Linked DNA regions of Homo sapiens: region 2 is linked to region 1. Evidence: chromatin contacts called from ENCODE Hi-C or POLR2A ChIA-PET data. All regions are on one chromosome and are shown on one strand. The core of a region is the stretch at or near the end of the contact, and the rest is flanking DNA. Distances in the headings are between cores, read along the strand shown. Region 1 holds the start of SETD7 (SET domain containing 7, histone lysine methyltransferase). Region 2 overlaps LOC105377622 (a long non-coding RNA gene).

Evidence for each region. Hi-C counts contacts between places; a loop is a spot of excess contacts on that map. ChIA-PET counts read pairs that join two places held with the same protein, here RNA polymerase II (POLR2A). Pooled maps may share reads with other maps.
Region 2: a loop to region 1 is called in a map of PC-3, with 5 times the contacts of the local background. The contact joins the enhancer-like site here to the promoter of SETD7 in region 1. A Hi-C loop is called at or near these places in 8 of 168 maps with a recorded cell type or tissue (CD4-positive, alpha-beta memory T cell, Caco-2, MCF 10A and 4 more) and 10 of 50 pooled maps. POLR2A ChIA-PET finds 5 or more read pairs at or near these places in 15 of 52 experiments (A549, A673, AG04450 and 11 more).

What each region holds. Positions count from the first base shown.
Region 1 is chr4:139,553,287-139,558,760 of GRCh38, reverse strand. It overlaps SETD7 (SET domain containing 7, histone lysine methyltransferase), which reads left to right and starts at 2,542. Exons shown (of 8, transcript NM_030648.4): 1 at 2,542-2,663. The coding sequence starts at 2,624. RefSeq lists an enhancer at 1,385-1,554 and silencers at 2,295-2,404, 2,625-2,684, 2,745-2,914, 3,045-3,234.
Region 2 is chr4:139,594,053-139,599,526 of GRCh38, reverse strand. It overlaps LOC105377622 (a long non-coding RNA gene), which reads left to right. Exons shown (of 6, transcript NR_171655.1): 6 at 1-2,919. Among named protein-coding and RNA genes, the nearest start is that of QKILA, 26 kb to the left of the region's middle. Within about 2 kb of position 2,731, at least 3 of the 41 ENCODE cell types and tissues checked have a DNase peak (open chromatin) inside an H3K27ac peak, as active enhancers do; they include PC-3 and PC-9, where a contact is called at or near this core.

The DNA.
Region 1 (5,474 bases), core at 1,293-3,792:
GACTGTGTCCCTGCTGCTGCCTGCCTCATGTGCAGATCTGGTGAAGGTTCTCTGTAGTTTGACCCCGCATCACTACTGACTTTGCTAGAAAGACCCTGCTCCCTTCCTGTCCCTGCCTCTTGTAGGTCCAGAGGACCCCTGCTTCACCGACGGCGGGGGCCGGGGTTGGGGGGTGCCGTAGGCAGGGTTTCAGGTGTTCTCAAGGTAGTAGGTAGAAAGGGAGCGCTTGACAGTTTGGGTGCTTAGTACAGGCTGGGAAAACCTCACAGCACCAAGGGGACAGTTGGACACTTGCAACATGATTCCTCCCCTCTCCTTCACTCCCACACGTACCCACCCACCATGAAACTGTGTCTTCTGTACGTCTTGAGAGATTTCTTCCAGCCTCCCAGCCCTGCCTCACTGCCTTTGAGTAAGAGAATAAAGTCTTTTTGCTGCTTCCTTCAGCTTTCAGCATTGTTTTTCACCCTGAAAATCAACTGGAAACTGGGGAAGACGAGTATCTGGTATGTTTTAGTGCACCAGTATAATATGCAAGGGAGGGGGTGATATGTAAAAAGGTTAAATGAGAAAAAATATCATATAATTCAAAACCAGTGAGTGACCGAGCTCAGTAAATGATGGCTTTTTAAAAATCAGATATAAAATCCTGTTTCTGTGGTTCATGTTTGAAAATGATGTAACCTAAAGTGGCTCTTTCATCTTCCACTGCACGTACACCTTCTCTGTTTAGCCTTGGACTCCCAGTATCTGCACTGGAGGACTTTAAGGAGGTCAAACCTAAGCCAAGAGACTTCAGAGAGGTATAGACTAAGCTAGAGGGTGTCTTGCTTGAGCCAAAGAACCTCAGAGTGCTCTAGCCTAAGCCCCAAGGACCTTATGTCAATGTAGACTAAGCCTCTAATCTGGAGGAATTCAGGCTGGCTGGCTGGGCTCCCAAGACACCTCTGCAGGTGAGCAGCACCAGGACTCAAGTCTCCTAACTTCTGGTCCAGGACCCTCCCCTTTCTAAAACAGTCAAAGGGGCTGAAATTCCTGGAAGTGTGTGGGGCTAATGTCCCTAGCATTGTTCTCTTTTTCATAGAGGAAAAGCTGACTTTAAGAAACAAGCCGGCAATACTTGACAAAAATATCTACCATTTAAGCACAGAGCCAAAAGCAAGGAGTAGTCTCCTGGGCGCTGGAAGTATTTTGAAATCCCCAAAGTCTCATTCATTGATCAGAAAACAAAATGGAATTACTTTTTTTTTGCTCCCTCCTCCCCTCCATGCAGTAGCTGTTCTTGGCGGGTGCCCAGAGCGGCACCCGGTAATTCCACGGTACATTGTGTACATTTACATCTGTTTAATCGGCTATTTACAGTCGCCCTTTACCGCCACCTGTAAGAGGCAGCGCCATAACGACACTAAGTGGCCGGGCCGGAAGCCGGGTGCCCAATGGTTTTCTCCACTTGAGGACGCCTGAATCTGTGAAGTGGTTGGCACTTGGAGAAACAGAGAGACAGCTGGGGACATCACACGTACAGGGCGGGAGGCGCGGGAAAGAGGCGCGCCAGACGGAGGGTCCTTCCTTCCTCGTTAGCTCCACTCGGCGGCTCCTTTTCCATTACCACAGCAGCAAGGAGGAACCTGCCGAGCCTTCGGTGCGGCTTGTTTCCTGCCTGACAGAGAGCCCGCTGCCATTTGGATTTGATGAATTTCTGAATCACCCGAGGGCCTGGCGACCCGAAGGAGGGCGGGGAGTGGGGGCGCTGGGGTGGACCCGCCATCCTGCGGAATCCGGGCCAGATAACAGCCCCCGAGCTGGGGAAATCGGCTTGCGGATGTGATGCGGGACCGCGAGGACACCTGCGCTCCCTTGCGTGTCGCACTCGTGCAGCTCCCGGTGGCGACGGGGTGATGTGGGGGCGAGGGTGAGAGGAAGTCCAGGCGCCAGAGCGTCAGAAACGCTTCCTTAGCTTCCCTGGCACTTTGGAGGTTGTCTCGAGGGAACACGGACAGTGCACGACGGACTTTCAAGTTGCTCCCGGCACAACGGGAGGTCGGGAGCTCGGAGCCCCTACGGGCGGTCCAAGTGTCCGCGAGAAGCCCGCAGCGCCCAGGACCGCGTTGAGCGCTCGGGGCGCGCCAAGCCGCACCTAAGCAAAAGAGAAACGCTGACGGGCCGGAGGCGGGTTGGCTGGGACGCGGAATACGCGCGGCCCCGGAGCGCCTTTCGTTTTAAGGAGCCTTACTTCTGGAAAGGGACAGGGAACTGTCAATCAGCGAGGGAGGGAGCGCACCGGCGCTGGGTGATGTCAGCGGATCAGCTGCTCGATAACAAAGAGAGGGTATTACAGGAGAAAGTTGCAGCAGCGGCAGCGGCCAAGGCGGCACACCGGAGCCTCCGAGGCGAGGGGCAAGTGGGCGAAGGGAGGGGGGACGACGGCTGCTGCCGCAGCAGCTGAAGGCCAAGGAATTGAAAGGGCTGTAGGGGGAGGCAGTGCGAGCCAGCCCCGACTGCTCCTCCTCTTCCTCCTCCTCCTCCAAACTCGCGAGCCCCAGAGCTCGCTCAGCCGCCGGGAGCACCCAGAGGGACGGGAGGCAGCCGCGCAGCCCCGAGCTGGGCAGTGTCCCCAGCCGCCATGGATAGCGACGACGAGATGGTGGAGGAGGCGGTGGAAGGTACAAGCATTTCTCCGGGGCCGGGGGAGGAGGCGCAGAGGGCCTGGAGCGCGGAAGGAGTGGCGGGCTGCGAACAGCGCGGCGCCGGGCCCCGCGGCCGCCACTGTCCCCTACACGGGTGGCCGGTTGCCCGGCTCGGGCGGGGGCCCGACAGCCACGGTCACGCCGCCGGGAGCGCGCACTGCGCGGCGGGGCGCAGGCCGAGAATGGGGCTCCGCCAGGCCGGGGGCGCTGGAAACGCACGGCCGCTCCATCCCGCCCGGCCACAGCCTGCATCCACCCTCGGAGTTGCGAAACCTGCCCCGCGCTCTGGCCTTTCCGCCTTTGGGCGCGGAGGGTGGGTGCACTCCGCAGGGCAGCCCCTTGAGGCCGGCGGACTCCGCGGAGCAATCCCCTAGCCCAGTTTTGGCCACCCCGATCCCCTCCCGGCCGCCAGCCCTTCCCTTCTGCTGCCTCTGCGCCCCGCGGCGGCCGCGGCCCCGTCCGGGTAGGTCCCCCGGCGCAGCGCACGGGGCCAGACCAGGCACGTGGCAGCCGCGGCCCAGGCGGCAGCTCTTCCGAAAAGATGAAATCATTGTCGGGCGACGGACAAGTCTCCCGACCCGGGACTCGAACGTGCGCCGTCCGGGAGGCGGGCAGCCCTCCCCTCAGCTGCCCCCGAGCGAACTCAGTCAGGCCTCCCCCTCCCCCTTCCTGCTTGGCTGGGATGCAGCCGCCACGCTGTGCAGGCGCGCCGCGAGTCCGCACCGAGATTGCTGGGTGACACTTAACTTTCTGAATTCCATGCCGTTGGCTGTGGGTGATATCACCGCCTCAGTGTCGTGTTTCTCCGCCCCTTCTCTTCTACCGCCCCTCCCCCGACTTTTCTCGCCACTTTGTTTTGCTGAGTTTCTCCACCTTTTTTTTTTTTTTTTTGTTAGTTCTGAAAAAACGATGTGGGGACGTTATACAATCTCGTTGTTTGTATCATAGGATGTTATGATTTTGTAACAGCGAATACTGGAAAATACTCTTTAGCGTATTTATTTGGTTCCACTCCATACAGTACGTCGTGATGTTTTTCAGTGTGGTGTGGTATGATACCAGAATGTTTTAAACTAAGCATGTGAGTAAATAATTTTTAGCTGTTGGTTGAATCTGGTTTCTGTCTGATTTGTATAAACACAAGTTCTGACGAAGGATAAAGAAAAAAAGTGGCGACACTACAAATGCATAAGGATACATGGTTATTGTTACACTAGGGAAAAATCAGTTTTAATGTTTTCATAAACATAACTCCCTTTGCAGTGCTTCTGAGATCTTAAGGGGAGATTAAGCAGACTAATATTTCTGAACTCTTGAAAAGTATCCAATGTAATGCCAATATTAAAACTTATTTCTTCATCTAACTTCGAAGCCAATTAAAGACTGTGGTTTTTGTTAAGAAAATTTTCACCATGTTGTGAACTCACAGAGCTATTTATCTCTCTAATAAATAAAGCCAATGTTGGGGCTTACTGGAGTGAGGCCCAGATACATTGATTGAGTTGATCCACAGGGAGCCTTCTGAGAAGTTAAAAGTTGTTGACTTCTTGTGCCTCCATGTTGTGAAAGATAAAGGAAAAATGATCTCAGATTGTTAGGGCTTGCTCTCTTTCTTCAACGTTTACTTTTACTTGTAAAAATTAAATACAAACCCTTAATTGCTGGTACTGTTCTCCATGTTAAACCACATCCATTCCCCTTTGAAGCTGTTTACAAACATATGTCCAGTTGTCCATAGTCCTCAGGCTCCTTTGCAGACTGTGACCAAGAGCTTTAGAAATGGCAGTATTGTTTTTTGAGAACATCCACTGGATTCGAAAACAGGGAAGTTCATATAAACAGGGATGGTTTTGTTTTATAGGGTAATTATGTACATTATTGTCCAAAATCAGAACCCCCTTGAGAATGAGAGGGCACACTATTAATAATGATGCTGGGGCAGGTAGCTTAAGCCTTGAATGTCTGGGGCAATCTGGGACACATGGTCACTCAGTTGTAGCTAACTAAACAATTAGAGCAGCACAGAATCTTTAAAAGCCCCTAGAAGCATCTCAGGCTCTAACTTGCACAGTGCCAGGAGTGTGTGTGTGCACATGCAGTAAACCGTACCTGTGCGTGCACTCTTGTCCAGCCATTCTTGGCCTTTTTAGTGCTGTTTGCAATAGTCTTTACATAACATCTAACACTTACATAGGGGACTGGTATAAACTGCTTCTGTTCTTTCCCAAAGAGAAGCTAGTCTGAATATCTTAGTGTTTAAGTACCAACTAATCTACCTCTTTCCATAAACAGAGCCTCTGTTCTCAGTAGTTTCATTGTCATAGCTATTATTATCATTGCTATAATTGTTTAGTTCTTATTAAGTGCAGGCTCTGTGCTAAGTGTTTCACAGACATTATCCATTCAGTCTTATTCAGTCTTATGAGGTGGGTACTAATATTATCCTAATTTTACAGAGGCGGGAACTGAGGCATACAGAAGTTAAGGACTAATCCAAGAACACTCAGTGAGGTGGAGAGACTGGCTTGGACTTCCAAAACAGCCCTCCACCAGACCAAACTGTCTTCCTACATTTTTTATTTTTAATGAGTTAGTCAAATTTATGAAACACTTGATAACTGAGTTTGGAAGCAACAGTTAAATATTATGTCAGTGCCATTTTTTATCAGTGTAACTCTGTAGAGGTTGGTTCTGACAGAGTTCAGTGACTTTCAGAAAAATGTATTTGGGGAGAAAGAACCTGTGTCCTCTGCAATAGCTATCTTTTTTCTTCTTCATTAGAGATTT
Region 2 (5,474 bases), core at 1,482-3,981, 41 kb before region 1:
CACCATGCCCAGCTAGGTTTTATTATTATTATTAGTAGTAGTAGTAGAGACAGCGTTTCACCATGTTGGCCAGGCTGGTCTCAAACTCCTAACCTCAAGTGATCTGCCCACCTCAGCCTTCAAAAGTGCTGGGATTACAGGCGTGAGCCACCCTGCCTGGCCCCATTATTTGTAAGAGTTTGACTCATACTCTGAGACAGTAACTAGAGGAATGATATGATCCAACTTCCATGTTAAAAGGATCACCAGGGGTTGGAGGCGGGGGTGTCAAGGGCAGGATCAGGAAGACTAGTAGGACTGCAATACTCCAGGCAAGAGATGCTGAGAGCTCAGCCCAAGCAGGTAGCTATGGAGGTGGTAAGATGTGGGCAGATTCTGGGTATATTTTGAAGATAGGGCCAACAGGATTTACTGAGAGACTGGAGGTAAGGCTCCACAGAAAGAGAAATAAGAGAAACATTAAAGATGACCGTATCGGTTTCCTGGGGCTGCTGTAACACATCACCACAAACTTGGCGGCTTAAAACAACAGAAATTTATTCTCTCACAGTTCTAAGGCCAGGAAGTCTGAGATTAAGGGGTTCTTGCTTCCAGGGGCTCTAGAGCAGCAGTCCTCATCCTTCCGGGGCCGGTTTTGTGGAAGACCATGTTTCCACGGACAGGGGCAGGAGTGCCGGGGGAGAGAGGCAGCAGGGTGGTGGGTGTGTGTGTGGATGGTTTCGGGATGAAACTGCTCCACCTCAGATCATCAAGGATTAGTTAGATTCTCATAAGAGCACGCAACCTAGATCCCTCACGTGTGTGGTTCACAATAGGGTTTGCATTCCCATGAGAATCTAATGGCACTGCTCTGACAGGAGGTGGAGCTCAGGTGGCAATGCTCATGGGGCCGCTCACCTCCTGCTGTGTGGCCCAGTTCCCAACAGGCCATGGACCAGTACCATCGCAGCCCAGAGGTTGCAGACCCCTGCTGTAGAGGATATTCTATTCCTTGTCTCTTCCAGCTTCTGGTGGATCCAGGCGTTCCTTGGCTTGGGGTTACATGACTCTAGTCTCTGCCTTCTCCTCTTTTCTGTGTCACCTGTCCCTTGTAAGGACAACTGTCATTGGATTTAGGACCCACCCAGATAATCCAGGATGATTCCACCATGAAATCCTTAACTTCATTAAATCTGCAAAGACCCTTTTTCTGGCTTACACAAAAATGCTTCTGGTTGTTTTAAAAGATAAACCAGTTTTGTTTAACTTTGTTTACTGCAGGCACTAGAAGTGCAATTGGCCCTCTTGAAATTTGGGATTATTTAAAAATAAAGGCTGGGAGCAGTGGCTTATGCCTGAAATCCCAGCACTTTGGGAGGCCAAGGCAAGTGGGTCACCTGAGATCAGGAGTTCAAGACCAGCCATGGCCAACATGGCAAAACCCAGTCTCTACTAAAAATACAAAAATTAGCCAGATGTGGTGGCAGTTGCCTATAATCCCAGCTACTTGGGAAGCTGAGGCAGGAGAATTGCTTGAACCTGGGAGGCAGAGGTTGCAGTGAGCTGAGATCGCACCATTGCACTCCAGCCTGGGTGACAGTGAGACTCCGTCTCAAAAAAAAAAGATCCTTTTTCCAAATCAGGTCACATTCTCAGGGCCTGGCGTTAGGATGTGGACATACCTTTTTGTGAGCCATGATTCAACTCACTACAGTGACTCTTATTTTAATCTGAGCAACTGTAAAGATGAACTTGCCATTAACTGAGATGGAGAAGAATGCCAGTTTGGGAGAGAAGTCCAGGAGCTCGGTGCTGGACATGTCAGGGTTGAGATGCTTGTCTGACATCCAGTGGAGCTGATGAGTGGGCAGCTGGGTGAATAAGCCTGAAGCTTGGGACAGAAGTATGGGTTGGAGATGGAAATACGAAGGTTCCCAGATGTGGACAGCATCTAAAGCCACGGACCCATGGTCTCAACCAGGGGAGGAGTGTGGACAGAGGAGAAAAACATCAGGGACTGAGCCCTGGGGCACACCAGGATTCAGAGGACCCAGCCAAGAGACTGAGAAGGAGCAGCCGGGGAGAGAGGAGGCAAAACAGCAGAGTGTGAGGTCCTAGAAGGCAAGGGAGGGAACTGCTTTAAGGAGAAAGGAGTGATCAACTCACAGTAGCAAATTTTCAGAACTGGGCATTCAAGTAAAAGTTGAAATTTCCTATGCAGTTTCCTGTAACAAGATTGTGCACTTTTCATGTCACTCCCCTCTTATGATGTGGGAAAGGCAGTGACATCTGCTTAAAATCATCACTAATACCCTTATGTTATAATGAAGCATATTTTCAAAGCGTGTCGTTACCATTTTTATCAGCATAGCTTTTCCTTGGTTCCATGTTCTATGTCTACAACTCAGAAGGGAAAGAAAGGCACATGTTTCAGCCCCACATGGGGTCAGGAGAGACTGTTATGACTGAGTCCTGAGCTGCTGTTGCCTGGAGTCACACCATTTTCCTAATTTTTAGTTCCTGCGGTAAAAGTCTTGTCCTTAACAGCAGCGGGGGCTGTGTGAGGAAAATCAATCAGGGAAACTGTTTTAAAAGGTTTTAAATGATTACCAGAGCATAGTATAATCACTTCAGGAACCAAGACAACAATTTGACAAGTGAAAAACTCCCCAAATTCCACTGGCTTGCCTGAAAGCCTGTTACAAAAAAACAAACATCTGACAAATCAATCAATCTAGCTTAAACATCCAAACAGAGGGCTTTGTCACTGAGTGAGGGAGAAGCAGCATGAGATGACTGGGTGGGTTTTCCACCAAATGGACATCCAGAAGAGACAACTTAAATCTTGAGCTGTTTGGGAGGTTTTTAGTGAATGATAATGAATGGTTAAATTAGAGAACTGAGTGCTAAATCCTGAAGAATAAATATGTTTTGTGGAAATTGTTTTTGTGTCTCTGCAGCCAAAATATCTCAGGCTTCACTCATCTGTGACCACAAATGCAATTGCATCAATATTAATATCCAAATCTCTATGACTCACAGCCTCCACCAGCTTGACTTCAAAATCCCCCTCCCTTAAGTGTATTTGGGAATCCTCAGGGTGTGTACTGTATTTATAGTGTCCCTAAACTTGCATGCCTGGCCAAGAAGGGACTCAGCCCCCACCCCAGAGAAGCCTGTCCAAGCTGATGGCCTCTAGTGGCCTCTCTGCCCACCTGGAGTCACTTGTCCACCTGGGTGCCCACAGGGCTGTATCTCACATCTGACGCCTGTGGAGCTGGGACTACTCTGAAACTCCACCTAGGAGACAAGCCTCATCTCCCTTGTGAAGTAAGAACACTCCCTGGCTACTCCCAGTTGGAGGGTTGACAACGAAAGGTCTCTTGAGCCTCAGATGTCACAAGCCTTAGTCACAAGCTCTTTCAATTTAGGCACAAAGCCCTTTTTTTTCTCCCCCAGGCATGAAGTCGTGCTGCCTGGGTGGGAAGCAGTTCTGGAAACAGCCCTCTTGCAGCCGTTCTACTTGAGTCTGCCTCACTGACAGCAGGTTCCTCTCTTCCTCAGAAGGCTTCTTACCTCTCAGATATATCAATAGTTGTGAATAGATTGATGGGAGGAGGCTACCACCTAACTTTACTTTCCAGAATCTCTGAGTCTCCACTGTCTCCAGCTGGGATACTTTTTTTAGAAAGTCTTTTGTCTTTTTTTAAATTTTTCATTGATATGTAATCATTGTACATATTTATGGGGTACAACATGATGTTTCAACACATGCATAAATTACGTAGCGGCCAAATCAGGGTAATTAGCATATCCATAACTTTAAACTTTTATCATTTCTATGTTATGAGAACATTCAAAAACCTCTCTTGTAGATATTTTGAAATATACAATACATTATTGTTCATTCTACCCATCCTACTGTGCAAGAAAAAATTGTATTAAGGATTGAAAATGTTCTGTCTATAATGATAGCCCAGTAGACTATTTTCAATTCTAGCAAAAGACAGAAATTGTAGGGAAATAGAAGCAGCAGTCAAAACCTTTTGGAAGAGATCCTCTGTTCCTGTTCCTCTGCAGGCCTCCATGCTCTCCACCTGAGGGAAACCCATGGCTTGCTTAGAGCAGAGCTGGGGACACCAGTGGGATTATTCCAGCCTTCACCCAGTCTCCAAGAACCCAAGCAAAGAGAGGGACTCTTTAAGTGGAGACCAGAAGTATTTCTTTCTTTACCCCCAACTCCCTCAGATACACACTATTTGGGTTATTTTGCAGAAAGGAAAGGATTCAGCAATCCAGAGCTTTTCAATAATCGGTCAAATTTACAATAGTAGTGTTAATAAGAAGCAATTTAATTTCTTTGAATATTTACTATGTGCCAGGCACTGTGCTAAACATCACACACACACACACACACACACACTCTCTCTCATTTAATCCACACACCAAGATTATGAAGTAGATTTATTATCCCAATTTTGCAGGAAAGTAAATTGAAGTTCAGAGAATTTTCATCGTCAAGACCGCACAGCTGATAAGTGTTGACTTGAGAAGCCCAACCCAGTAGAACTCCAAAGCCTGGGCTTTTAACCCAATACCATATTAGCTCTTCACATTCAGATGTAAATATCAATTCAAACTCTGGCTGGAAAAAGAAAAGCCCTTCACAAAACACTATTTTATTACAAAAAAAAAATTTTTTTAGAGATAGGGTCTCACTATGTTGCCCAGGCTGGTCTTGAACTCCTGGGCTCAAGTGATCCTCCCGCCTTGGCCTCCCGAAGGATTGCAAGCACATGTCACTGAGCCTATACATAAAACACGATTTTATTGAGTTCCTGTGGACATTATTGCAGTTTGGTCTGTGTTCCATGAAGACTAGTGTGAGTGAGAAAAACACACATCCTGGGGCAGATCCTTGCAAGTTGTGATGCTAGGAGGCCTTAGGAGATCTCATTTCCCTGAAGCCTCCATATCTCCAATGACTGAAAAACGTGAAGTTGCTTGGCGTACAACTCTCTAGGGAGAGCCATGTATGGTGCAGAGCTCTTCCCAAAAGTCTGGAGGCTCTGGTTTTACTTGATTCAGTGGCTGTGTGTCCTCAGAAAAGTGTTGGTGCCTCCCAAGGCTTCCTCACCCCATATCTAGAAGACCAGGCTGAGGCAGCAGGTGAGGTAATGCTCCCACCACCCGCCCTGAGGGAATGTGCAGGAGATTGGGCGAGGCTGCTGAGAGAAATGTTCTATATTGCCAGAGGATAATGCTTTTTATTATTTCAGAAACCAATGAGTTTTGTCTCTCAGGCTATCACTCTGCTTCTGTTCATCACCAAGTAATTTCACTAAAAATGAACTCAGAAATGAAAAATAAAATGGCCATTAAAAATTTTATTACTGTACATGCCCAGTGGCTATTTTAAAATAAAATCCCTTTGAAATTTTATTATTTACATTTTTTCCATCAAATGGTTGGGATTGTTTGATGGATTAAATGAA